Regions from separate parts of the Homo sapiens genome. Here all the other regions are linked to region 1. Evidence: chromatin contacts called from ENCODE Hi-C or POLR2A ChIA-PET data. All regions are on one chromosome and are shown on one strand. The core of a region is the stretch at or near the end of the contact, and the rest is flanking DNA. Distances in the headings are between cores, read along the strand shown. Region 1 has its middle 170 kb from the start of TMEM26-AS1. Region 2 holds the start of RTKN2 (rhotekin 2). Region 3 overlaps ARID5B (AT-rich interaction domain 5B). Region 4 overlaps ARID5B (AT-rich interaction domain 5B). Region 5 holds the start of LINC02625 (long intergenic non-protein coding RNA 2625). Region 6 has its middle 76 kb from the start of LINC02621. Region 7 overlaps RTKN2 (rhotekin 2).

Region 1 (3,001 bases), core at 414-2,913:
CACTTGCTAAGATAAGGTTATAAAAAGACTGTGGCTTTCATCTTGAGCCTTCTCTCTCACTCCCTGTGGATCACTTCATCCTGGGGAAAGCCAGCTGCCATGTGTGTGAAGCAGCCCTGTGGAGAAGCCCACGTGGTAGGGAGAGGAAGCCTGCCAATAGCCACGCAAATGAGCTTGGATGCAGATCTTCTGGGGACTGCCAACAGCCATATGAGTGATCTTGCAAGTTGATCCCGCCCCAGCTGAGCCTTGATGACTGTAGCCTTGGCCAAAATATTGACTTCAGCCTCATGAGAGATCCAGGTAACCTGCTTCTGGATTCCTGAACCACAGAAAGTCTGAGATAGCAAATGTTTATTATTTATTGTTTTCAGCCACTAAGTCTCATGCAGCAATAAATAACGAATATGAATGGTAACCAAATGACTGGCTGGAGAACTAGAACCTTTTCAAGCCTGCCTCCTTCAATTCATTCAACAAATACTTATTGAGATATTACATGCCAGGCATTAGATGTGGTTCCTGCCCTCAAACTGCTGATCTTCTGATGGGGCATGATGTGGTGGGAAAAATTTTTTTTAAAAATTAAAAATCAAAATTCCTTTTAAACTTCTGGAAAATGATTAGAAAGAGCAGAGATATGGAGCCAGCCAGAAGGGCTCCAATTGCAGTCTCCAGATATGGGTTTTTGGGCTAACAACTCCTTTGAGCTTCAGTTTCTTCATCTGCACAGATGAAAACTACTTCTGAAAAGTTTGTAGAATTAAATAAAATAATGTATTAAAAATACCTGGCATGATACCTGGCATATATTAGTGGCTCAACAAATGCCGATTCTATGAGTATTACTCTTCATCTTTTTAATGTAGGGAATAATCATTAGATTGTGCAGCGTTGTTGAGTGTGCATAAAGAGATAAGCACAGGGCATGATCCATTTTAGATGCAACCAGAGTATTTATTTCTGTTAGTTTCTGTGGACCCTATAAATTATGTTATGACCATAGGAGATGAAAATAATTTTATGAAGAACTTTTGAGGTTCTAATTTTTGTTTAAAATGGACACTTTACTTCTTAAACTGAGGATCTGGTTATTGTTTGTAAAAGATCTTACTATAAGCCAGTAGAAAGAATGGAAAACATGAGTAGGATGGGACATCTGGAATCAAACTTTAGATCACCATATGCAACAAAGTAGAGTGAAAATGGGATTGGAGATCAGAAATTCTGAATTCTTCCTTTGCCTCTGAGTGTCCACTGATGTCCATCACCAAAGGGAGGTGTCAAATAGTTCAGTTCCTTAGGATTATACAACTTGATGAAGGGTTATCATCACAATTATTATTTATAAAACCCATTTCTACTACAACATAACACCATGAAGGATTAGCATTTCTCATAAATTTTCAAGAATTTGACCAACTTGCATCAGTTGCATTAATCTAATATTTATTAAAATTTCTAAAGTAATATCTGAAATTGGAAAGACACATACACAAGCCCAATATCTCCCAAAAAGTGAAAAATCAGTGCTAGACTACATTGGATTTTATTTCTTGAGGAACTAAACATGACCACTAGATGGCACTGGAGTCTGATTTCATCTTTCTATTTCCAGAACAGTCCGTGGGAAAACAACGGTAAGGCTATCATAAATTTTCTGAGTCAGTTACTTGCTTATCTGATGTGGTACAAGATAAAAAACATTTTTGTATTATTTTTGAAGTTCCTAGTAATCCCGTCAATAAATAAACATAATGCCTACTCTTAATCGGAAGCCAACCGATCTCACAAGTGAGTTTCATCATCCTTTGAAGAGCTTCCTGTAAGTAAATTTAAGTTTCTACAAATGAAATAAATTATAATTTACAACCAAAAAGAAAGAAAGAAAGAAAGAGACATGATGTGCCTTTGCCAAAGCGCTGACTCCTGCTGTTAATTTCCTCTAGCAATTCAAATTTCAGTTATGAAACATCTAGGACGGTACCCAGAAATTCATTCAACAAATATTTATTGAGACTTCTAGGATTACAAGGCCCACATAGACACTGAGAGGCAGTGGACACCTGCATGGAGTTTATTTTCTAGGGGAAGAATCAGACAATAAGCAAATGAATAGATACAATAGTTTTATATGCTATGAAGAAAATCAGTGGGTAATGTGATAAAGATAAATAGGGGCAAGCTGAGGCACCTTTGATAAGGTATGCAGAAATCTTCTCTGAAAAGGTGTTAAGGTGGAACTAAAATGACAAGGTAGAGTCATTCATAGAAGGAAGTTTAGCCTGGTCAAGGAACCAAGAGGCAATGAATAGGAATTTGGAGAGGCAGGCAGGCCAGAACATGGAGTGACTTAGAGTTTGTATTCATCTTATTGTACAAGCCACTGAAAGGTTTTAAGCAAGCAAGTTGCACAATCTGATTACATTTTTAAAACATCATTCTGGCTGCTAGTGGGGAATGGATTGTGTGACACAGGGTAACACTAGCAAGTGCTTAATAAATGAATGAATGAATGAATAAATGATGGTGCCTACTATGTGCCTAGTACCAACAAGGTGCTTTTGATTCGCTGAAATTCACTTTACACATTATCACACTGATAGAGTTAGACACTCTTTAGGCAGGTTCTCAAATTTGAGGGTCCATCAGAATCACCTGCAGCACCTGTTAAAACACAGATGACTGGACCACATCTGTTATCATGTTCCCCTCCACCATCACTTCCTCCCGCCACAGCTTCTGATTCAGGAGATCTGGGGTGGGGCCAAGAATCTGCATTACTAACAAGTTTCCAGATGATGCTGATGTTACCAATGTGAGGACCACACTTGGAGAACCACTGCTGTAAGAGGCTGGGCATAAAATGCCAGCAGCTGTTAAAACAAGCAAAAATAGAGAGAACTTATTTTAGTTCTGTTACAGTTCAGCCTTCTGGGTGTTAGAGACCACATTCATTCCTTTCTTGTATTACTAAAGTGGGAAATATCGTTCATTTCCT
Region 2 (2,959 bases), core at 107-2,606, 980 kb before region 1:
CGGTGTGTTTTTCTTTTGAGTCAGGTACTACAGCTAGGCTCATGCAGCCTCATACTGAGTAGGAGATAATTATACCACAAAGTGGTAGCATAAGACAGAGATGTGCATTGGAGGAAAGGGCACATAATGATTCTGAAATTCAGACCTGTGTTTGTAGAAAACGAGGTGAGCTCCGTGTTGATAATTTTGAACACATATTTTATTGTTGTAAGGATATGGGTCATTCATAATGCAAGGGGACCATCATTCCCAACTGGGAAGCTTCTAGTATCACCTAGTCCAAAAGGTCTTAAAGAGGCATTTTACCTATTTGAGGAAGGGTATCCATTATATTTTTAAAGTACATTCTCAAACCAACTGCTTTTAAAAGGGTCTTGCAGTTAAAATGACCACATAATATCCACTACGGGATAAGTGCAAGATTGGTGCAACATTGGGACAACAGACCCAGACAGGGTCTGTCCCAGGCAAATGAAAAAACATGGGCACCTATTTATGGAGGAAAAATGCCCAAGGGTTTCTAGGCGATGAGGGCTGGAGGGTTGATTTGGTAGACTCTTCAAGAAGAGGCTTCCTCTTGCCTTTTCAAGGGGGAAATAAAGATAAACTAGGGACAATGAATTTTAAGGACTTTTCAAGGGTGTGATATCTTTGCTGCTTTCATTTTGATTTTTAAAAATCCCATGTTTCCCTTTATAATTAACAAAATCCATGAATTAAAATGGGTCTTTGTGCTAATCTTTAGGGCAGCAAGAAATGAGGCTCTTGAGAAATAGTACCCCATTTTGCTATCACCTTAGATGTTGGAGAGGGAAAGAGAGGGCGAGAGAGCTGAAAGAAATCCTTCGCAAGAAAACAAAGTAAGTGGACAGAGTAGTTGGCGGGGAACATCTGGGATTATAAACACTGGGGGCAAAGACAAGACCTTGTGAAATGCCTGACATAGTATCTCACGAACCTGATGAATAAAACCATGATATCTGGGTGACCCTGGTGACAACGCTGGGAAAGGTGAGAGGAAACAGAGAGCGCTGTGTTTGAGAGTAATGTTATTGGTTCTTTAGGAACGAGACCGTGGGCTCTTAGTGACGCTGTGGGTTCCTGAGTTGTCTGGGAGTACAGGGACTGCAGCCTCGAGTCTGTCCAGCTACGATCACTTTGGAAGGCCTTCGGTGGGATGCGGGCAGAAAGCTCCCAGTGCAAAGGGCGTGCCACGAAAACCACCAGCCAGAAACCTGAGCTGGGACAGGTGCGCTCCGCCGCCGAAGCTTTCCCCGCGGCCCCTCCCACTCCCGTCCCAGGCCCGCCCACATCCCTGTCCGGGACTTAAGTCCGGCACCGCCGCCCTCTCCCCCGCCCCGCCGCGCTAGAGCCTGGGGTCTCGGCAACTTCCGGCGGCGGGAGCTGCAGAGCGCAAGGCGCGCCCACTGCGCGTGCGCTTCGGCCCGGCTCCTCCTGCGCCCCCGGCCCCTGCGACTGGGACTTGGTACGGCCGGGCGGTTGGCGTCCTCTGCGGCTCCTGCCAGGGGCGGGCTTTTCAAATCTTCCCTTTGAAGGAGTGGCGACGGCCCGGACAGTTCGCGTTGGAGATGGAGGGGCCGAGCCTGAGGGGTCCTGCGCTCCGCCTGGCGGGGCTTCCCACCCAGCAGGTGAGTTGCGGGAGGGACCCTGCCGCGGAAGGTGAGGGAGCCGGGGTTCTGTTCCTCGCGCATTTGCTTTGTGGAGGAGTCGGGAAAGCCTCTCCCCCGCTCCTCTATTTCAGCGGTGGCCAGAAACAAAGGGAGGGATTAGGAGACTGCGCTCTTGGGGCTCTAAAGGGCCTGGACATCGGAACCCCCGAGTTTCTCAGGCAGCTGAGGTCCGGATTGGGAAGGCGGTGCCGGGGTCCAGGCGCGCGTTTGCGGGCGCACCTGTCCGCTGCCCTCCCCAGGCTTTGGACGCCTGTCTTTTTGCAGGTGTAGGTGATGCCGGGGAAATGGGAGCCCCTCGATTCCCAAGAAACCCAGCGAGGCCAGTGGACAGCTGGCTTATTACGGATTTAATGGGAAGCACAGTAATGGAGCGATGTCTACACACAACACAGAACTGGTTGGGGGGAGGGGGTTCGGAGCGGAGTAGAGGCAAACAGCAACCTCTGCACTTTAGAAAAAGTTGAAGGTTTGATACTGGGTTCTTTCTCAAATCATTTGAAAGGAAAGAGGGAGTACACGTGACATTGGATAGAAGTTTGATGTTTGCTTTTGAGCCATGTAAAATGCGTTAGAAACCTTTTTATTTTACTTTTTACTAAACCAACATTATTTCTTGGCAGCATCAGTTATTAAAATGTTACCACTTTTCACTCTTAACCATAACTTTAGGGTCTTAAAAGAAAACTCTGATGTCTTTAAGCTGGACCTTCACTTCTATTTTAATCTCTACCTTCTTTTACCTACTTCAGAAATAGGTTAAGCCATATGAAATTGCCAGTTTTGTAGGTCAAAATTGGTAGAATATTTGCAATTTCATTCATATGGAGGCACCTGATATCTTTGTTTAAAAATCTGGGATTTCCTTAGCAGACACAAAATTATTAGTTTTCAATAATACTGTGAAAAATAAAGCAAGACATTAAGATTCATTATGCAAAAGAAGTCCAGTGTCTTTATCAGTAATACTTATGCTGTTTTATGCCAGCATTTTCAAAAATTTCAAAGATTTTGATGTACTTTTTTTCAGTCCTGTCCTGTTATGTACTTTGGCTGTCCTGATTGCTAACAAAATCTTGATTTATAGTGAATTGCCATTCTATTGATGTTCTTGCACCTATCATATAGGTGTAGGTGTAGCTGTCCAGGTGTATTTATTGAGCTGCAGGCTGCAAGAATAGGAATGGTACAGAAGCGACAAGAGGATAAAATCATGAAGTTTAGTTGCATGGAATGAAAATAAATGTTTAAATATACATAAAGCCTGGGTT
Region 3 (3,110 bases), core at 464-2,963, 680 kb before region 1:
TCTATTTGTTGAGACACATGTCATACAAATTGAGGACTAATCTCAGTCGGACACTCTCATTGGCCCTAATTTACATTAGTTGAGTTGAGTCCATTGGTAGAGTTGCACATTTTGACAAAACACCAATCACACACTCCCAGAAAAAAGAAAAAAAACAACTGTAGGGCTGCGAACACGGCTCTAAATATTTCTTAAGTTTCTACTAACATTAAAAACCACTGCAGTTTCTTTCGTGGTTTATTATGATATCACCAAATCCCCTCCATGTATTTATAGCCTTGTAAGTCATAATTACCAATCATTTACTCTAAGACCATAAATGCTTTTTGGTGACTTAACGGATAACTAACACTGTTAGTCGATGGATGAAGGTACTGCTCATATATGGGAAAATTTATTCTAGTCCAAACTTTAGGAGTTCATCTGTCAGATATTTTATGCCTCTATTCTTTTAATGATTCATTTACCTGCATAATATTTGTATTCAGAACTGCGGTGTTTCTAGCCAACGGCAGAATGCTCAGCTGAATTATCTTTTTCTTTCACAGCATAACAGAGTGGAGCACAGTCAAATTGAAGATGGCCTTCACTACACTGTCAGAATTAGATTGTCTGGCAAATGATCCAGGCCTATTTCTCAAACCCACATGTAATGTTCTGACTACCAACGTGCCCGTAGAGTCATTAACAAGCATCCTAAAACATGCTGTACATATTTAAATGATTAGGAGAGGAGTATGGATGATGAGGCTGTTTCTAATGGTGCTTCAGCTTTTATCAATTATGCAATGCAACACAGATGTGAGCCTTCACCTTTGTTTTTTGTGTGCTGCTAAAGTGCACTCCCTTTTAAAGCAGTGTTTATTTCCTTTTATCTAGCTTAAGCTCAGTGCTTGGGCAAGGGGGTTGTTCCAATGCAGACAATCCGAAGGATTCAACCTTGGCAAATCACCTTTGGCGAGGCAATTTCTGAAGAAGCTCATTTTACCCAGGACTCAGTTGTGCAACGTTATGCAATAACTGTTTGGGGCCAGTTGGTAGTAATAACAATTACCGTTTCCCTCACCCTGCTAAGATCTGTATTCAGAAATTGCCGAGAAGGCCGGGTGCGATGGCTCACGCCTGTAATCCCAGCACTTTGGGAGGCCTAGGCTGGCGGATCACCTGAGGTCAGGAGTTTGACACCAGCCTGGCTAACACGGTGAAACCCTGTTTCTACTAAAAATACAAAAAATTATTCAGGTGTGGTGGTGAGTGCCTGTAATCCCAGCTACTTGGGAGGCTGAGGCAGGAGAATCACTTGAACCGGGGAGGCAGAGGTTGCAGTGAGCCGAGATTGCACCATTGCACTCCAGCTTGAGCAACAAGAGTGAAACTCCATCTCAGAAAAAAAAGAAAGAAAGAAAGAAAGAAATTGCCCAGAATTGAGACACTGAGGTCCCCAAGCCCAATCAAGGGGCTAGGTATCAAACCACTGATAAGAGTCTGAGCATCTGGAAGGTAAGATTCATGCCTTTACTGTTCCTACAGCATTTCATCCTCTGGTGCTCAGTTAACACTGTAACTGACACGCGAAAAGGGCAGGTGCACGGTGGGTTATTTTCAGACTTCACATCTGTGTGGCAGTTACACTTCTGAGCCTATAGATTAATTCAGCGCAACCGGTTCCAACCCTTTCTAGCTTGTTGTTGACACGAGGCTTGCATGGTCTCAGAAGGTCTCAAAGCTATCGATAACCTAGGTTAGGCTGTTGCCCAAGAGAAAAGCCTCAAAGGAAATGACTTAACTGTGGTATACACTAGCGGTACCCAAGTCAATGTTAGGTGGTACATGGATAAACATATTTTTTATTTTAAGGATTATATATTTACCTTCACCATTAATTATAGCAAGTGATACAGGTTTTCCATTTACAGTGATGATATAAAATTTCCTACTTAAAGTTCTTTAAATTAAAAAGCAATTAATTTAAAGAAAAATTAAGTAAATAATAAAACAGTGTTATTGGTATGGCAAGAACTATAAAGTTGCTTTATAAATGACTAAAGTCTAGGATATCCTGATTTAAGGCTTAAGAGTTTAATAATGCTACCATGTATCAAGTGCTTTATGGCACCAGAAAAATGTCCATAAGCACCTGGGATTCTATATGTTATTAAATCCTACAGTATCCCTATCAGATAGATTTATTATACCCATTTTACAGATGAGAAAACTGATACTCTACAACTTGCCGAAGGGCATAAAGCTAGAGATTGGGGATCCAGAGTGCTAGTCTATGTCTGCCAGACTTTTAGTCCCTTACCACTACATTATGTTGCTGCCAAGTACAAGATTTAAGGTCTAATCATCCATCCATTCATCCAACATACCTACGGAGCACCTATGATATACCTAACAATGTCCTGGATTAAAAGAAGGGGGCCCTCATTTCCTTCCCTTCAAGTAGCCTAATCTAGTAAATGGCAGATGAGATCTTGGTCAGAGGGGAAAAAAAAGGGCTTCTCATCTTGGGCTTCAACTCATGCTCAAGGAGGCAGGCTACATTTTGGCCAAAAACAATATGCAGAACTCCCTACTTAAAAGACAAAACTCATAATCTTATAAATATTTAGAATATTTATAAGTGAATATTTAGAATATTTTATAAGTGAGCAGGAGACTGATTCCTATAATAAACACATTGCTGTTAAAAGAGGCAAAAGGCTTCCAAAAGAATCCTTAGGCAAGTCTCATTTTATGAAAACCCTATATATAAAAATTAAGCCATAGAAAATGTGTTTCCATTACAAAACGTGCTCCACTTTACCAAAAGGAGTTTCAGTAGGACTTCCTACTGTTGTGAGCTTCCTTGGAGCTTTCTAAAGAGAAAGTAACTACTGAAGACATTACTGTACGTAGTATTTCCATGCTGTCCAGACAGTAGAGAATGAATATTACCTATTGTCTCCTGTTGTCAAAATTTATAATTTGAAAATATAAAAGAAAAATATATGAAATAAGACAGTCATGCCCTTCCTTCCTACACATTCATGAAAAAAGAAACCCTCCAATCTGAAAGAGGAAACCCACCAACCAAGCGGGTAGACACACATCATCCTTGTTTTCCT
Region 4 (2,783 bases), core at 245-2,744, 720 kb before region 1:
TAAATAAATATTGAGAAAAAACCCAGTTCTTTTGAGTTTGGCACTCTGCCTTGAGAATGAAATCAACTGGCAATGAGCTAAAGCTGAAAGACTGAGGTCACGAAATACTTATCCAGGAAAAGAGATAAGATGATGGAGATTTGAAGCCCTCTCGGATCTAGCAGAGTTTTCGTATCATTTCAACAAACATGTTGATTCTTACCCCCTCAAGGAGCTTAGAGTCTAGCGAAGAGAAATGCAACTGAAGCCATTAACTTTAATAACAGGCAGAGGGGGAAAAACATCTTTGAAAAAGTACTGAGTAACACATAAGGGACAAGAAGCAAAATGTTAAAGATGATTATTCTGAAGTGACTCTTTTAGCCTAGAAGCAGCCCATTAAGCAGCCAGGAAACCAAGCAGGCACCTCACTCCTTTACCACTGCTGCAAAATTGGTGCCTCTCTCCTTTTCTTTCTCATAGGCCCAAGGGAAGGATCCAATTTAATAAGAAACAAGTTGATTTTTCTTCCAAGAAACTTCCCCTGGGTTCTAACCATGATGGGGGTCTGTGAGAGGACTCACAAGTACTCACTCCCTCGGGGGAATATAACATCTTCTAGGAAAAGAAAAAGAGTTTTTGCTTGTGGAGGCTGCTTTTTGTCTGTGCAGAAAGCTAAAAATGGCAGAGGAAACAATCTCTTTGAGCTTCAAAGTCCAGAGTATTTTCCACCTCCTCACCTGAAATAACTTCCTCCTTTTTGTGTCCTTCAAGGTCCAGTTGAAGATCCATTTCCTCTAAGAGGCTTCCTCTGACATTAGGGCTCTCTTTTATGGATCTTTTAACTCCGGTGGCACCTACGGTTTGACCTCCTCACTTTGCCCTTAGCCAACTGCCTCGTAGTGTCTGTTATATGGCAAACTTTCCCATGGACAAAGCTTTGGCAGATATCCTCTCCTTTAAACTTCAAAATAACTCCTGACTCTTAGCTCTAGGCTTCTTGCATTTGTAGCAGAAAAGCATGCCCCTTGGGGTCAGTAGACCTGGGGGTGTGTGGGGTTTTGCTTTGCTAACCCCTACTTCAGCAACATGCCAGGTCTGTGACCCTTCAGAAGCTGTTTAACCTCTCTGAGGTCGCTCATGGGTAAAATGCAAGATTTTTAAGAGGATTACAAAGAACATTTGTAATGGCCTCTTGCTCCATGTCCTATCTCAGACAACTTGATTTTTCAGTTGTCTAGAGAGCAGACACTAGCATCCTAACAATGCCTGGAGTTCTGCCTTAAACATAGTTGGTGCCCAAGGAATGAATGTATAAGCACTCAAGGAGCATTAGAATGCACCAATCTTCTTCTGCTGAACACAGTGTGTTCCTTAGTCCTCCAAGATGGCACCTGGAGAGCCAAAACAGCCACTCTAAGGAGAGCTTTTAAGACACAGAATTTCTAGGCAACTTCCTAAGGGAACATAAAGCCCAGATGATGGAATCAAGGCCCACGCCAGCCAGCAATGAGAAGATTTCCTGAGCAGGCAGTACAGCTGGCTCTTGTGCCAAGAGCTTGGCTACTCTGCCTCCTTTGAAAACCCATTACCAAATCATGGCAAGCGAAATTTAATTTTAAAAAGGGAAATGATTTATGTGCTACAGAAATAAAAAAGTGACAGAAGCAGGAAAGCTTGCATACATTTCATTTTTTTGAAATTAGACCTATAATTTTTTCATTAAAGAATAATGCCAAGTTGGGAAAGCCAATGCATTCTAAGCAGAAAATCACGGAGAGGTGTATAATGAAAGTCCTGTCAGCATGGAAACCCCATGTCTCACAGAGTCCATGAGAACACAGAGCAGTTCACTATCTGCCCCCTTCAACTTCTAAATAGTTTGCACTCTTAAAGAGCCCTATCCTCATTTCTGTTTCTGTGATGAGATGGGAAGCCACCGGAGGTCTGAGCAGAGAAATGGCCGCTCTGGCTGGGGTGTTAAAAACAGACCAAAGGACAGCAAGGGCTGAGGCAAGGAGGCTGGCATAACAGAGATGAAGGGTATTGGTGGCTGGCACCAGGGTTTCTTGATTCCAGTCCAGTGGGTTTCAGATTTTGAATGCTTGTGATTATTCCTTTCCTAACCACTTCCCAACACGCCAATCTCTCTATTTAAATCCTACAAAATCTACTGTACATTCATCATCTAGAAAGCTAGCGATCAGTTATCTGTTTTCCATCAGCCTGATCTCAGGAAGTCTGAGAGCTCTTTCTGAGCAGGGTCTGGGCTGAGAGGCAGCCTAATGTAAAGGTGCAAAGAGCACGGACACTGAGCACGTATGCTGATTTTGCCAATTGCTGGCCATGAAATGTTGCTGTGCTTCAGTGTCCTTATCTGTGAAACAGGGGATAGCAATGATACTGACATACGCTATAAACGTATCCATCCATTCATGTAACCAATATTTACTACAGCTACTATGTGCTGGGTACTGCTCTGTTGCCTGCACACATGGCTGTGAATAAGACAGAAAATCCCTATATACATTTACAAAGAGCTTATGTGGCAGTGTGTGTGTGTGTGTGTGTGTGTGTGTGTGTGTGTGTTGTGGGGCGGGGGAGGTGGGTGGAGGGGGCGGGACAGACTGTAAACATGTAAAGAAACAAATATAGGAGTTAATTTCAGATAATGATGAGTTACAGAAAGATAATGACACACTGGGTGATGGGATAGAGCTGGGCTTGTGGAAGAGGGATGGTCAGAGAAGACTTCCCTGGGGAGGAGATATTTGAGCCAAGGCCCAAATGATCTGGGAAAGAGC
Region 5 (3,240 bases), core at 166-2,665, 580 kb before region 1:
AGATATCTCTCTCTGATGGATGAAGAAACTAAGACCACAGAAGGTAAAGTGACTTGTAGTGGAGTGTATTCACTGAGGAATGAGACTATTGAGTTCTGGATGAAGAGTAATCTTGAATAAGTGACTTAACAGCTCTGAACCTCAGTTGCCCCAACATCCGTGGGTTGTTTGGAAATGTCTACATTCTTGATTCCAGGTCAAAGGTGTTTTCTGTTACGCCACATCCAGTAGTATTGTGCCCGGAATTGGTGGGTTCTTGGTCTCACTGACTTCAAGAATGAAGCCGGGGACCCTCGCGGTGACTGTTACAGTTCTTGAAGGCGGCGTGTCCGCAGTTTGTTCCTTCTGATGTTCAGATGTATTCGGAGTTTCTTCCTTCTGGTGGGTTTGTGGTCTCGCTAGCTCAGGAGTGAAGCTGCAGACCTTCGCAGTGAGTGTTACAGTTCTTAAGGCGGGGCGTCTGGAGTTGTTTGTTTCTCCCGGTAGGTTCCTGGTCTCGCTAGCTCAGGAGTGAAGCTGCAGACCTTCGCGGTGAGTGTTACAGCTCATAAAAGCAGTGTGGACCCAAAGAGTGAGCAGTAGCAAGATTTATTGCAAAGAGCAAAAGAAAAAACCTTCCACAGTGTGGAAGGGGACCCCAGCGGGTTGCCACTGCTGGCTCGAGCAGCCTGCTTTTATTCTCTTATCTGGCCCCACCCACATCCTGCTGATTGGTAGGGCCCAGTGGCCGGTTTTGTCAGGGCACTAATTGGTGCGTTTACAATCCCTGAGCTAGATACAAAGGTTCTCCATGTCCCCATCAGATTAGTTAGATACAGAGTTTGGACACACAGGTTCTCCAAGGCTCCACCAGAGCAGCTACATACAGAGTGTGGATTGGTGCATTCACAAACCTTGAGCTAAACACAAGGTGCTGTTTGGTGTGTTTAAAAACCTTGAGCTAGATACAGAGTGCCGATTGGTGTATTTACAATCCCTAAGCTAGACATAAAGGTTCTCCAAGGCCCCACGAGAGCAGCTAGATACAGAGTGTGTATTAGTGCACTCACAAACTTTGAGCTAGACACAGGGTGCTGATTGGTGTGTTTACAAACCTTGAGCTAGACATAAAAGTTCTCCAAGGCCCCACCAGAGCAGCTAGATACAGTGTTGATTGGTGCACTCACAAACCCGGAGCTAGACACAGGGTGCTGATTGGTGTGTTTACAATCCCTGAGCCAGCCATAAAGACTCTCCACCTCCCCACCAGACTCAGGAGCCCAGCTGGCTTCACCCAGTGGGTCCTGCACCGGGCTGCAGGTGGAGCTGCCTGCCCGTCCTGCGCCGTGCGCTCGCACTCCTCAGCCCTTGGGCGGTCGATGGGACTGGGCGCCGTGGAGCAGGGGGCGGTGCTCGTCGGGGAGGCTCGGGCTGCACAGGAACCCACGGAGGCGGGGGAAGGCTCAGGCATGGCGGGCTGCAGTCCTGAGGCCTGCCCCGCGGGAAGGCAGCTAAGGCCCGGTGAGAAATCGAGCGCAGCGTCGGTGGGCTGGCACTGCTGGGGGACCCAGTACACCCTCCGCAGCCGCTGGCCCGGGTGCTAAGTCCCTCATTGCCCCGGGCCAGCAGGGCCGGCCGGCTGCTCCGAGTTTGGGGCCCGCCAAGCCCACGCCCACCCGGAACTCCAGCTGGCCCGCAAGCGCCGCACGCAGCCCCAGTTCCCGCTCGCGCCTCTCCCTCCACACCTCCCTGCAAGCTGAGGGAGTGGGCTCTGGCCTTGGCCACCCGAGAAAGGGGCTCCCACAGTGCAGCGGTGGGCTGAAGGGCTCTTCAAGTGCCGCCAAAGTAGGAGCCCAGGCAGAGGAGGCGCCTAAAGAAAGCGAGGGCTGTGAGGACTGCCAGCACGCTGTCACCTCTCAGTATCGTTTTGCCTTTTTTAAAGCTTGGAGAAGGAATGTTCGTAGATTTGGTATACTCTGCTCACTTTTACCCAGTAGCATTCTGGGACAAAGTTGGCAGACTTGTTGTAGGAATAAAAATGGGGCTTAAGGAACTTAAATTTATAAAGTGCCTACTATGTGTCAGGCACTTTACATACATCTCGCTTAATTCCTGCAAAACCCAAAAGAAAATGTAGGAGATAGGGGTTATTATTCTCATTCTCAATTGGAGAAATTGAACCTCTGATAGGTTAAGCAATATAACTGAGGTGGCTCAGCCAGATGCCAACCAAGTCCCAAACCAGGTGGTTCTTGTCTCCAAAGTCTAGGTGTTTATGAAACTGGAAATGGCTATTTTGTGACCTTTGGCATTGCCCAAGTCCCATTAGATTTCTCCTTGATTAGCTACCAAGAAGGATACATTATGGATCAGATCTCCTTTGGTGTTCAGAGCCAAGATTCAAACTGGGCTGACTTGAGCCCAAAGCTGGTGCTTTCAGTCATCTCATTTCATTACCCTCAAACAGTATCAGGGCAGAACCTGTTTCAGGAATGAGACAGCACAGTGCTTAGGAGGTGCCTGTCATAAGTTTGAGCTTCTGGACCAGTTGGATTTGACTAGAGGGAAACTTGTTTCAATGGCTATTGGCACTTCCTCCCTTTTGTTGGATGTAGGGTAGCCACGGACAGGGGACATTTGAAAGACTTGGGAGATTTGGGCCAGACTTGGTGATAGTCGCCAGTGCTGTGTAGTGGGTGGGCTTTGGAATCAGTCATTCCTGGCTTAAGTTCTAGTTCCATCTCTACCTAGCTCTATATACAGAGAGTGATTTATGAGATGGTTCTAAGCCAATTTCCTTTATGGTAAAAAGATAATCACAATAACACCTAACTCACGGGTTGTTTTGGAGATTAAATGAAAACATTTGTAAAGAAGAAGCAAACTGGAGGCATAACCCAGTCCATAGGTTGCCTACAAGGTGTTTTTTTTTTTTTTTTTGAGACAGAGTCTCGCCCTCTCGCCCAAGCTGGAGTGCAGCGCTGTGATCTCGGCTCACTGCAACCTCTGCCTCTCGGGCTCAAGTGATTGTCATGCCTCAGCCTCCTGAGTAGCTGGAACTGTAGGTGTGCACTACCACGCCTGGCTAATTTTTGTATTTTTAGTAGAGACGGGTTTCACCATGTTGGCCAGGCTAGTCTCGAATTCCTGGCCTCAAGTGATCCATCCACCTTGGCCTCCCAAACTACTGGGAATACAGGCCTGAGGCACCGTGCCTGGCCCACCTACAAGTTGTTTTAAAATATTTTCAGTAGTTTCCAA
Region 6 (3,158 bases), core at 421-2,920, 900 kb before region 1:
TTTTTTAACTGTGGAGGTCCTATTTTTGATAGATTATAGAAATAAGGAGTGACAAGTCAAGCTGTCATGAGAGGAGAGTCATCTAAAGTTAGTACTGAAAACAGAAATTTGGCTGGCAAATTAGTTAGAAAAGGGAGGCAGAACAATGGGAAAATTTTTTGCAAGATTTCCTGGGAGTTGGGGATGGTGATGATGGCAGGGGCCCTGGAGTGACCGCTTACCAATTAGTGGTTTACCTGTTAACTTTGGCAGATGTTTTACCAGTGAATGGTAAGATTTCTAATTGAGCTTCAGGCAAGACTGTCTAGTGAAAACTATACTTCTATTTACTCTTCAGTAACTAACAAGGCCTGTTTTTTTCTTTACTTAGTTCTTATTTGAGATCTTGGTTAAGAAATTATAAAATATAAATAGAATATTAGCGACTTGGGTTATTTGGTTGTTGAGAAAGGGTTCTCTAGAGAAAATATAATTTCATAACTGCAGTACTTATTCAATTAGACTAGGAAGGCTCCTCAGAGGTAATCTACTTCAACCTCTTTCTGTAGGCGGAAGCCATGCTCCCAACCAATCATATTCATGAATATCCAGCCTCTGTTTGACATTATTCTTTAAGGTTGTTTGCTTTTAGAATTTTCAGCCCATTTCTTGTAAGTTCCAGTTCTAAGAAAGGCTTTTTTACATATTAAGACAACTCATTTTTCCTGAAACTTGCAATCTTTTCCACTGACTGCCTTTTGTGATTCTGATTGGTGGTGACTTTCTGGTTTTCTCTTTACCTCTGTGGGTGACTAAAGGTGATTTTTTTTGTTTTTCAGAATAATAGTAATCAACTACATAATCTCCAGAAACTGCCAGCAACTTCCAAATTCCTCTTCACATAGCTTCTCAAATACTTCATTAGAACCAGTGTGAAAAATTTAAAATACAATGTGACATTTCTCTAGTAGAATGTAAGCTTCATGAGGGAAAAGACAACGCGTCTCCTTCCTGTATTCCTAGCACCCAGTACGGCACCTGACACATAATAGTGACCTTAGAAGAATATTTAAGAGTCATTGAGTAAACATTTTGTAGAGCTGTCCATGTTTATTTTCCATTCAGTGTTTACCAGGTGTCTGCTATTTGGACAGTCACTTCATTGTTCATTAGTACATGACTTTGGTAAATATATCTCCTGTGAAGAGAAATATTATAACTACTATGGCATTCAACACTGGTATTTCAGTTACTCAACTAATCCACCCACTGATGGAGTGAACCTTGAATTAAATGCTTTGAAGAATAAAGTGAATCTTGATAAAAATCAAAGGCTGAAGAAATCTTGTTTGACAGAAGGCATGAACAAAAATGCTAAAATTAATACTGTTTGTGGAGAAACACTCATTCCACCGCAGACTAAATGGAGTTCATGAGTATCAAAATGCCTATGTGATCAAAAGGCAGAAACAGCTTCTTTTTACTAGGTCTGTTAATATTCCAGGACTCATAATATTGTGCCTACATGAGCACCTGTGTTTGTGGTAACTCAAAGTATTTGAACACCTTATCTCATCCAACCTCAAATTTCCTGTGAGGTATTTAAGCACCGAGAGCTCTTGGTACTGTTTTCAAGATGAAGCAGATGAATTAGAGAGGCTGTTCACACACCAAATTTCACAGAAGCCTATGGAGGAAATGACGGGGAGACTTACCAGTTAACACCCAGTTGCAGAAATCAATGTCAGAGCTTGAAAGGACCTTATAAACCCCTGATCCAATGTGGACTTTCCTAGTAAGACTTCTGTTTGCAGTGACTTGGTTCATTTCACCAACCACAAGAATTTTAAGTAATTTTTAATCATAAAAGTAACATAGAACATAGTAATACATATATACGTACATACATGATACAGAAAGGTATCAAAAAACAAAAACATATATTACTTCCTCCTCTAACATTCCAGTGCCAGTTTCCAAAGATTCCTATTACCCAGAGGTAACCACTGTTAATAATTTTTAATGTATATTTCCAAAAATTTTTTATGCATTTAGAAATGTGTGCATGTGGGTGATGGGTGCACCAAAATCTCAGAAATCACCACTAAAGAACTTACTCATGTAACCAAACACCATGTGGTCCCCCAAAAACCTATTGAAATAAATAAATAATAACATAATAAAGACTTAATAAAAAGTAAAATAAAAATGTGTACATGTATACATACACGCAATGACAGTTGGTCCTCAAATAACATCATTCCATTCAGTGTCATTTCATTATACTGTTGATTGGAAAAAAATTGATTTCTGCCCGGGGCCCCTGTCTGTGTGGAGTTCCCATGTTCTCCCCATGTCTGTGTGGGTTTTCTCTGGGTATTCTGGTTTCCTCCCACATCCCAAAGATGTGCATGTCAGGTGAATTGGTGTGTCTACATTGTCCCAGCCTGTGTGGGTGTGTGTGTGAGGTGCCCCCTGCTAGGGTATGGCGTCCTGGCCAGGGTGGCTTCCGCTTTGCACCCTGAGCTGCTGGGGTGGACTCTGGCCACCCTCAACCCTCATCTGGAATAATTGGGTAATAATTATCTTGTTTTTATTAATCTTTCTTAAAAGTATATATAGTTCGCATTTATTTCAGTGTTTAATATTAGAAGTGTTTTACTCTTTAGAAGTTTGGTGATGTTTTTGTGACCAGAAATATGCCATAGGAACTTAGCTCTTGTTTATATCAATTAGCCTGCAGTAATTTGGTTCCATTGTGTGTTTCCTTAAAGCTGAAGTTTCCAAGTACCTACTGATGACGTTAAGTGAGGACTTAACTTGTGTGTTGCAGCTCCTATTAAATTGCTGCACTTGGAAGCATAGTAGTCATTTCAAACTTTAAAAAGATCTTCTGCTATTCTGTTCCAATTCTGACCTTCTCACAGTTTTATTCATCTAGTAAACACCAACTCGATCCTTCCAGTTGCTCAGGTCAAAACCTTTAAGTCATCTTTGGTTCCTCTCTATCCAAAACACCATCTATCTAATTCACCAGCAAATCTTATTGAGTATATGTTAAAAATATCTCCAGAATCCAACCACTTATCACCATCTCCATTGCTTCCACCCTAACTCAAGCCACTAGCATCTGTTGCCTGAATTATTACAATAGCCTTCTAACTGGTCTCCCTACTACT
Region 7 (2,998 bases), core at 110-2,609, 960 kb before region 1:
CTAAGGTATTATACTTCTGGGGACATGGACAAATATTGTACATCTTGTTTACAGATATAAATGATCACAAAAGTCTTTCATTGTAAAGTAACCAGTATACAGTCATCAAGGAATATAAAGTTTATATGAAAAATCGGGAGTGGCTCCAGATATTTCTTTTAACTTGCTAACTTGACTAAACATCTTAAAGTTTGAGTCAAATAGTTTACATTAACTGGAAGTCATTATTATTCACGGATATGCATTTGCTTTTAATATTTTGACATTTGTGAAACACTGTTAAAATAATTGCTTATTAGAAAAGATCTTTTTTCCATAAGTTTTTTTGTTTTGACAGTGATGTGAAATTTGAAAGTAAAGAACGAACAGCATGTAAAGGAAAGATTGCCATATCAGGTATGCTATAAATGAATCTTTTATATTGCTGAATAAATTCTATAACGTAACTACATGGTGGATTTTGTTTTATGCCCTGTCTCCATTCTCTTCATTTTGTTTTTCATACCTCTATCAGAATATTTGTTCTAAAACACTGTTTTTAGCATTATATGCTACATTGATATAGAACTTTAGAGTTTAAGAAAACTGTTTCATATGTTACATACTCTACAGTTTTCTCCCTAGTGCAGTCTTGTAAAATAGGTAGAGTAATTGTTATTTTCTACAGACTCAGAGGCTAAGTGACTGAGCTAGGCCAAACCCAAGTCTTTTGACTCTGTTCCTTTCCTGCTCAGAAGCTATAATAATGTTTTTAATGTTTTGTCTAGGTCAGAAGTTCCATGAGGTTTTGGTACCATGTTTATTTTGGTCATCACTTTACACCCAGAAGCTAGCATGGTGCTTGGCTCATAGTAATTGCTCAGTGACTCTTGGATGGATGGCTGCTCTTCATTGCCTGTAGTGTAAAGACCAAACATTTTTCTCCAGTCTTCCATTTTGACCCAATTTTTTTTCTAGTCATATCTTCTATTACTCCTAAACATAAGCTGTCGCCTTTAGCAGACATTTCTCTCCTTGTCCTGGCAACATAACCCATGCTTCTGACACCCAATTAGCTTGTGAAATAACTACATTCTCTTAAATATCTGTTTGTTTATCTATATATAATATAATCTCTGTTACCGTTCCAACTAGAAAGGATGTTTCCTTTCTCTCAATTCCTAATGCAGTTAGGAGACCCTTCACCACTAGATGGCACTTATGCTGTGCAGTCTCAGTTTCTCCAAAGTGTTCAGGAAGCTAAAGACAATGGCTTGGAGATGCCACAGATTGAAATGAATACATGGCTGACTCGTGTGTACACTAGTCAGATAATGCACTTTTACAAATATTTTCTTATCAGTACATTTTTGAAACAATAGTATATACCTCCATTGGTCCTTAAGTAATCACTAGGTTATTGGCTAAAAGTCTTGTACTAGAGAGCCTGCTGCTACATTTGAGGTACTGTCACCTAAGGAACTGTTTCTAGTAATATTTTTCTGGATAAACAAAATTATCACACAGGACGGTAGACCTACATTTTACAAAGTACGTAAATGGCCAAAATCTGAAGAATTGCATTCAGCTAAGCAAAATATTCTTCAGAAAATAACTGGAATATGTAAAAATTTGTTGCTTGTTTTATAGTTATTTATATTTGTTTTTATCTTTATAATACAAAACAAAACATGTTTTATCCTTGTATTCTTTTGCTATCAAACATGTATTTTTATGTGGTATTGTTCATTATGTGCAATAAATTTTTTGTGAATAAATTACTATAGATCTTTGAGATTTTATAAAAACTAAACATATCCTTCATTTCTTGCTTCTAATATAGTGTCACTCAGTATATAAATGACATATGTTAAGTTGCTGTTAAACACTCAAATGCCATGATAGTCAACATCTATTGTCATTTCATAACAGTTTATTGATTGTAGCAATTCATAATATTAGAAATAACTGTACATTTAGAAGGAGGCTCAAGTAAAAGTATTTAAAATAAAATAAAAAACTATTTCCTGCCCACAATTACTCAAGTGTAAAAATTGAACTTATTTCTGCATGTGTTTCTTCTTTCCAAAAGATAATTTTAAATTAAGGAACGGAAACTCTGAGAAAATCGGATACTTACGTAATGTCTTTTCATCTTTGCCTAGACTTAATTATATCTTGTATGTGTTTGTAAAAACAAAATAAAAAATGAATTCACCTTTATAAATCCATTTTTTCTTGATATTGGGATGAAAATGTGACCTTTGTTTTGGTAAAGATGAATATTTGCAACAAAGTGTCATAATGTTTTGAGATTACATTGATAGCCAGAAAATACCTGGGTTTTCTGTTTCCAGCTACATCACTCCCTGGCCAGGTCTTTATGAAACTAAATCACAAATTTATTATTTCTGCTGAACATCAAATATTTACCATATGTAAATGTAGTATTTACCGTAATTATATTGTGGTAATTAGCTTAGTCACCGACTACTAATTTAATGAATAAACCAAATCAGTTCACCAAGTACCTTAGTTTTCACTTTTGAAAATGATAGACAGACTTCTGGGACTTGATAGCATCAAGTCAGCTGTCTTATTATGACTCTCCCAGTTTACCATTAAAATGGCAATGAAGACATAAAACAAGACAAAAGTTAGAGTACTGTAAACTGAAACTGAGCCATTTGCAAGAATCTGGAAGGAAGTTCTATCATTGGAAGCTGAATTCAGAAATAGAGTTGATGGGTTACAAATCCATTGCTATCTGAAGAGCACAAGACTACCTGGAAAATCGGTATCCAGCTTCTCCTCTTGTGGAGCTGATATCTACCCTCCTCTCTTCGGCATGGGATAGAAGAAGGCTGACCCACAGGTTGTGGGTGTACAGCAAAGGAAGTCAGGATCCATGTCCCTCCCATGATAGTGTAAATAGTTAATGCTCTGTTAATCCTAACAGAGCAAGAACAGCTGTGAATAAGTACAGTTGTGAAATGAAATGAGTCAGCAGCTGTGGTCA

What was found. A loop is a pair of places that touch in the nucleus more often than their neighbours do. ChIA-PET counts read pairs that join two places held with the same protein, here RNA polymerase II (POLR2A). Pooled maps may share reads with other maps.
Region 2: a loop to region 1 is called in a map of naive thymus-derived CD4-positive, alpha-beta T cell, with 3 times the contacts of the local background. The contact joins the promoter of RTKN2 here to the enhancer-like site in region 1. A Hi-C loop is called at or near these places in 1 of 168 maps with a recorded cell type or tissue (naive thymus-derived CD4-positive, alpha-beta T cell), 2 of 37 single-sample maps with no recorded cell type and 6 of 50 pooled maps.
Region 3: a loop to region 1 is called in a map with no recorded cell type, with 6 times the contacts of the local background. The contact joins two enhancer-like sites. A Hi-C loop is called at or near these places in 3 of 37 single-sample maps with no recorded cell type and 2 of 50 pooled maps.
Region 4: a pooled map shows a loop between it and region 1 (4-fold over the local background). The contact joins two enhancer-like sites. A Hi-C loop is called at or near these places in 4 of 37 single-sample maps with no recorded cell type and 7 of 50 pooled maps.
Region 5: a pooled map shows a loop between it and region 1 (9-fold over the local background). The contact joins the promoter of LINC02625 here to the enhancer-like site in region 1. A Hi-C loop is called at or near these places in 1 of 168 maps with a recorded cell type or tissue (posterior vena cava) and 7 of 50 pooled maps. POLR2A ChIA-PET finds 5 or more read pairs at or near these places in 1 of 52 experiments (WTC11).
Region 6: a loop to region 1 is called in a pooled map, with 10 times the contacts of the local background. The contact joins two enhancer-like sites. A Hi-C loop is called at or near these places in 2 of 37 single-sample maps with no recorded cell type and 7 of 50 pooled maps.
Region 7: a map of MCF 10A shows a loop between it and region 1 (4-fold over the local background). The contact joins two enhancer-like sites. A Hi-C loop is called at or near these places in 3 of 168 maps with a recorded cell type or tissue (GM12878, MCF 10A and PC-9), 13 of 37 single-sample maps with no recorded cell type and 14 of 50 pooled maps.

The regions. Positions count from the first base shown.
Region 1 is chr10:61,283,058-61,286,058 of GRCh38, reverse strand. No RefSeq gene overlaps it. Among named protein-coding and RNA genes, the nearest start is that of TMEM26-AS1, 170 kb to the left of the region's middle. Within about 2 kb of position 1,663, at least 3 of the 41 ENCODE cell types and tissues checked have a DNase peak (open chromatin) inside an H3K27ac peak, as active enhancers do.
Region 2 is chr10:62,267,241-62,270,199 of GRCh38, reverse strand. RTKN2 (rhotekin 2) reads left to right here and starts at 1,356. Exons shown (of 12, transcript NM_145307.4): 1 at 1,356-1,649. The coding sequence starts at 1,590. All of the region lies in intron 1 of LINC02621 (long intergenic non-protein coding RNA 2621), which reads right to left. RefSeq lists a silencer at 1,275-1,604.
Region 3 is chr10:61,960,039-61,963,148 of GRCh38, reverse strand. All of the region lies in intron 3 of ARID5B (AT-rich interaction domain 5B), which reads right to left. Among named protein-coding and RNA genes, the nearest start is that of ARID5B, 60 kb to the right of the region's middle. Within about 2 kb of position 1,713, at least 4 of the 41 ENCODE cell types and tissues checked have a DNase peak (open chromatin) inside an H3K27ac peak, as active enhancers do.
Region 4 is chr10:62,007,847-62,010,629 of GRCh38, reverse strand. The region is part of intron 4 of ARID5B (AT-rich interaction domain 5B); the gene reads right to left. Among named protein-coding and RNA genes, the nearest start is that of ARID5B, 110 kb to the right of the region's middle. Within about 2 kb of position 1,494, at least 2 of the 41 ENCODE cell types and tissues checked have a DNase peak (open chromatin) inside an H3K27ac peak, as active enhancers do.
Region 5 is chr10:61,866,120-61,869,359 of GRCh38, reverse strand. It overlaps LINC02625 (long intergenic non-protein coding RNA 2625), which reads left to right and starts at 1,415. Exons shown (of 5, transcript XR_001747461.2): 1 at 1,415-1,500. RefSeq lists an enhancer at 895-1,054 and silencers at 1,275-1,364, 1,136-1,430.
Region 6 is chr10:62,182,048-62,185,205 of GRCh38, reverse strand. It overlaps a transcript of RTKN2 not described here. Among named protein-coding and RNA genes, the nearest start is that of LINC02621, 76 kb to the left of the region's middle. Within about 2 kb of position 1,670, at least 5 of the 41 ENCODE cell types and tissues checked have a DNase peak (open chromatin) inside an H3K27ac peak, as active enhancers do.
Region 7 is chr10:62,243,397-62,246,394 of GRCh38, reverse strand. It overlaps RTKN2 (rhotekin 2), which reads left to right. Exons shown (of 12, transcript NM_145307.4): 3 at 338-396. Among named protein-coding and RNA genes, the nearest start is that of LINC02621, 14 kb to the left of the region's middle. Within about 2 kb of position 1,359, at least 7 of the 41 ENCODE cell types and tissues checked have a DNase peak (open chromatin) inside an H3K27ac peak, as active enhancers do.